Linked DNA regions of Homo sapiens: region 2 is linked to region 1. The links are chromatin loops, found by intact Hi-C in ENCODE. Cell type or tissue: ascending aorta. All regions are shown on one strand. Region 1 holds the start of MSRB2 (methionine sulfoxide reductase B2). Region 2 overlaps PIP4K2A (phosphatidylinositol-5-phosphate 4-kinase type 2 alpha).

Region 1 (2,500 bases):
TGGTTCTCAGCAATACAATGCTTGGCACACAGTAGGCTCACAGCAAATGTCATCAGACTGACTAGAGACACCAGTGATTAGAAAGGCCATAGCTGGAAGTCAAGTTGGATGAGCTAACATTCCACAACGCCAACGCTTTTATTTAGTTACGTATTCTTTCAATATTGCATTTCGAAAACTTCAGGGGCTAAAAAGAGCTCAGAATGAGTTGGTACATTTTCATCAGTTGGGTATCTCTGAATGTCTTCAATGAACACATATAAAATTGGATTCAGAGTGGGTCAGTCTGGCAACCGCCCAGGAAGCCAATCCCCTGGGGCACTAAGTTACCCTGAAATAGAACTGAAATACAGGGGTAGCTGGCACAGGTCTCCCGAGGTGACTCCTTCCTGCTTGGTGAAATGTGCAGGTACCCAGATCCAAGAGAGGATCCAAAAGTATTTAGCAGAAACACACACACACACACACACAGAGAGAGAGAGAGACACACACACACAGGCTCGCCCTGGTCTCTGTCTCAGTCATTAACAATGGCTGTCACCTTAAAGAAGGAACAAATGATCAACCCAGTCTCCCTGGCTCTTAGACACATTTATGGGAAGTCAGCAGGGCAGGAAACACTCACAGGAACCCCAAGTCTGAACTGCCTGCTTCTCAGATGCTGGAAGGAAGCCCGCGGAACTACGAAGAGGGCTGCAATGCAAAATACTAGGGGCCTTCGCAGGGGCGCGCGGGCCGGGCTGCTACAGCCCAGGCCCCGGGCCTTCGCCTGGAGTCCCCGATAGGGGTCAGAGGCCCCCGAGCCCCACTTATGCCCCCACTCCCCGAGCCAAGAAAAAAAAAATTATGCGCACATTTAGGGGGATCATTTGTTCATTTCCTCGGATTCTCACAGGGGTCAGTCCCCACCCTGCCGCCACCAAGTTTACAATCCACTGTCCCAGATCCTCGGGCTGGGGGGGGGGAGGGGCGCGCCGAGGAGGGCTTAGTAGGAGGGCAGCGCCCGGCCTGGACCGGCCCTAGGCTCCCGGGTGCAGCCGGTGAAATGAAGCCGAAAGCCGTAGGCGGCGGCGGGGCCTGCGGGACCCGCGTCCTACCTGCCTCCCCCAGTCCCGGCCCGGTGCCGGGCCCGCCGCCGCCCGCTTGGCCCCGCACCGCCCGCCGAGGCGCAGTTCCGAGGGTCAGGCCCCGGAGCAACCAGAGGAGCCGCGCCATGACGCCCGCTCCGGCGCCGCTCCGCCCTCTGCCCTCTGCCCGTCTCTGCCCCTGCTCCCATCCCACCCCTCCCCCATTCTCTCCCGTCCGCCTGCGCTAGTCGGCCTCCCTCCCCACGCTCCGCCCACACCGCCAGTCCCCTCGTCTCCCTCCCCCTCTTCTCCCTCCCCTGCCCCTCCCTCCTTCCCTCCTTCCCACCTGCTCCTCCCACTATGTGCCCTGGGCCCTCCCAGGTCCCCGCCCCTCTTTCCTCCCACTCTGCCTCTCTCTCCCCCTCCCTCTTCCTCTCCTTTTCCCCTTGCCTTTCCTCCCCCTTCCTCTCCCCCTTCCTCTCTCCCTTCCCTTCCATGAGACCCTCCCCAACCCATCTCTGCATCTCCCAGCTCCTCCCACTCCTGCTCCTCCCTCGCCCTGCCCCCCTCCACCTATCCCAACTCCACTCATCCGCAGCCCAAACACTGATCTGTTTTAGTTTGCATTTTCTAGAGTCGTCCATAAATGGAATCATCCCATATGTACTTGATTTTGTCTGGCTTCTTTCACTCAACATAGTTACTTTGACATGCCTGCGTGTTTTTGCATGGAACAATCATTCATTGCTTCCTGAGCAGTATTCCATTTATGGATATACCACCGTGTGTTTAGTCAGCACTTGATTTAGCCTGCTTTCAATTTTTCCTGATTAGAACTACAGCTGCTAGGAACATCCCTGTGCAAATCTTTGTACAGACATATACGGTTTTTCCTCTCTGGGGTAAATACCTGGAAGTGGAATGCCCAGGTCGTAAGGTAGGTGTAACCATTTAAGAAACTACTATACTGTTTTCCCAAGTGGTTTTTTTCTTTACCTTCCCACTAGCAGTCTATGCGAGTTCCAGTTGTTCTTCATCCTTGCCAACACTTGAAAGTCCAGAGATTTTAACTGTAGATGTTCCGGTTCTGTGTAGTGGTAGCTCATTGTGGCTTTATTATGCATTCTCTAATCGTTAATGATGTTAAGCATCTTTTCATGTGCGTATTTGCAGCGAGTGTATTTTCCTTGGTGAAGTGTCCGTTCAGATCTTTTGCCCATTTAATGTTGAGTTGTTTCATTATTGAGCTTAGAACACTTTATATATTTTGGATGCAAATCTTTTATCAAACATATGCTTTACAAAGATTTTTTTTCCCAGTCTCTTGTTTGTCTTTTCTGTCTCCTAATATTGTCTTGGGAAGAGCAGTTTTTAATTTTGATGAAGCCCAATTTATCAATTTGTTAATGGATTGTTCTTTTTTTGGTATCATA
Region 2 (2,500 bases), 470 kb after region 1:
TGCATGGTCAGGTCATCTCTTAAAATGGGAATCCGGGAAAGCAGTGTAAATGGCAGCATGGTACCCTTCCTCTCATTGTTCTTTCAGGATGGATGCTGGGCAGGAAAGCAGGCGGCCCCTCTGTTGTGGTCATGGAAAGAAAAACAAAAGTTCTGGTGTAACAGAATTAGGATTTCATTGCTTCCTTCTGGAATCTTAACGAAGGTCCCAACTGTGAAGTCTGCTGAACACATCTCAGTTCAAAATGCTGAACTGTACATGCCATCCCCTTCTCCATTGTCTTACAGGTTTTATTAATGATGTGTTTCAGTGATTGATTTTCTGAATGCACAGCTGTCACTCACTGCTTACTTTTTCAGTAGATGTGGTTATCTGGGGTACCCAGGGACACCTGTATTACATACCAAACTCCTCCCCATCTTCTCCATGGCTAGCCAGATTTAGGTATGAGATTTAGGGCTTCTGGCCAGCTTGGTATCATCTAGCACCTTCTGGAAGCTTTGCCTTCACAGCTTACTTGGGGAACTCTAGTTTTAGAACATCCTTATCCCAGGATGAATGGAAAGAAAGATACCAGGGAAGTATTAAATTATTTTAGCATATTAAATATCTGACTAAAAAGTAAAATGTTTATTTGAAGTTTTCAAGATCAGTTTCTTAGAGTGCTGTGTGATTGCTAGTGGTCATGCCATTTGGATGAGTGAAGTTCTTATTTGACATCCATTAAGTATTTGAGTGTCTTCAATTGCAAGTGGCAGAAATTTACCTTCCTCTAGCTTAGGGGATTGATTGGTTTCTGTCTCTGGAAAGGATGTTGGATTAGGCTGGCCTCAAGATCCCCCAGGTCCAGAGATTCAAATGATGTCATCTGCACGTGGCTCTTATCTGTCTTATCCCGTCTTTTCTGTGCATCAATGGTGATGCTTAACTTTACGTGGCTGAAGACATGGTTACAGGCAACTGCAGGCATATTAGCTTCATTTAGCATCTCTTCCCTGTCCCCTGTGTCAGTTTCAAAAGAAGACCAGGAACTTGCAATGCCTTTGATTAGAATATTGGAGCTGTGGCTTTTCTTCCAATCTTTGTCCCTGCACTGCCACATCCACATAAATGAAACACTTAAAGAGGTTATGTGTGTCTTCCAGGAATTAAGTGGATCTCTGGAAAGTTGTTTTGTGATTCATTTGAATTTGTGGGAATGTCTCCCAAGTGCAGGCACCAGAGCCCTGTGGTGGCTAAAGCCCTGGAATGGGCCAAGTCATCCAGGCAGGAGACTCCAGGGAGTGGCAGGAACTGTGCCCAGCTGGAGGGTGTATCCCCACAGCTACTCAGCACCAGATGAGTGATGCCGGGCCCGGTGCCAGGTCTTCCCATTTTTAAAAGAAGCCAGAAATCCAAATTTGTATGTAAATGTTCTCAAGTCTGAAAAGATTGGTGATTAATTCAAGCATTTTCTAAATCACTATCTGGGCCAAAGCACACATCACTGTGATCTCTTCTCAGACTCGTTTTTTAAAGTATAAAGCGAGATCAAGAGTGCTGGGGCACTTTGCTCAAGGCCAGAGGGTGGTGACGTGGCTGACCAGGGCTCAGTCATAGGTCTCCTGACTCCCTGAGCCTGGGGCCCTTTTGAATGGACCACGTTGTAAGCTCTTGTTTTCATTGGCAATGTCTTTGTTTGAATTTTTAAAAAAGCCAGTATTACCTCTGTACCAGATTATAAATTTTTGGCCTGAATTCAGTAGTTTTATGTCAGATTCTGTGGTTCATGGGAGGTAGAATTTTAACATGACTACATTCTTTTGTATGAAGTTGACAGTGGGCCAGCCGGCAAGGATGTCCGTAAGAGTCTGATTGAGCTTGCAGATACCAAGTTGACAGATGGGAGAGTTTGTGTCTATGTTATAAATTAAAGTAAGATTCTAAGCAAAAGTTTAAATATTTCTGATGACATTTTAATTTTAGTCAAGTAGCCATTAATCAAAAGATTGACTTAATGATTCTTGTTTAATTGAAAAATCTGCTGAAGTGAATTAATTTAGGCTTTTGAGTTTGTGGACCCTGGAAAGGATGACCTTTGTGCTTTTATTCTCATTCCTACTCACCTTTGATATCAGAATAACTTTATTTGGCTTGTCAAAAAAAGCATTTCTTTTCTAGATATTGGAAGGTAGCTCAGATTTCAGAAGAAAATGTTAATTAAAATATACTTGGATCTTTGATTTTTGTCTTATCTGCAGATAGACATCAACTTTTGAGAAATGGTCTTAGAAAATGAATATTAGCTGGGCGTGTTGGCTCATGCCTGTAATCCCAGCACTTTGGGAGGCCAACGCGGGTGGATCACCTGAGGTCAGGAGTTCGAGACCAGCCTGGCTAACATGGTGAAACCCCATCTCTACTAAAAATACAAAAACTAGCCACACGTGGTGGCGCCCACCTGTAGTCCCAGCTACTCGGGAGGCTGAGACAGGAGAATTGCTTGAACCCAGGAGGCGGT

The links. Hi-C counts contacts between places; a loop is a spot of excess contacts. Peaks named below come from ENCODE experiments on the same cell type or tissue, not always from the same donor. Only the 100,000 strongest peaks of a DNase experiment are listed, where the experiment ranks them.
Region 2: a loop joins it to region 1, with 13 times the contacts of the local background. A loop is called at or near these places in 3 of 110 quality-filtered maps.

What each region holds. Positions count from the first base shown.
Region 1 is chr10:23,094,324-23,096,823 of GRCh38, reverse strand. It overlaps MSRB2 (methionine sulfoxide reductase B2), which reads right to left and starts at 1,245. Exons shown (of 5, transcript NM_012228.4): 1 at 1,098-1,245. The coding sequence starts at 1,215. It overlaps LOC107984215 (a long non-coding RNA gene), which reads left to right and starts at 1,545. Exons shown (of 3, transcript XR_001747394.2): 1 at 1,545-2,004. RefSeq lists a silencer at 968-1,437. In ascending aorta, no CTCF peak of the experiment used is centred here; DNase peaks (open chromatin) are centred at 343, 643 and 1,273; H3K4me3 peaks cover 2,284 bases; H3K27ac peaks cover 2,355 bases.
Region 2 is chr10:22,619,520-22,622,019 of GRCh38, reverse strand. All of the region lies in intron 1 of PIP4K2A (phosphatidylinositol-5-phosphate 4-kinase type 2 alpha), which reads left to right. Among named protein-coding and RNA genes, the nearest start is that of PIP4K2A, 94 kb to the left of the region's middle. In ascending aorta, no CTCF peak of the experiment used is centred here; DNase peaks (open chromatin) are centred at 1,329 and 1,579; H3K27ac peaks cover 1,773 bases.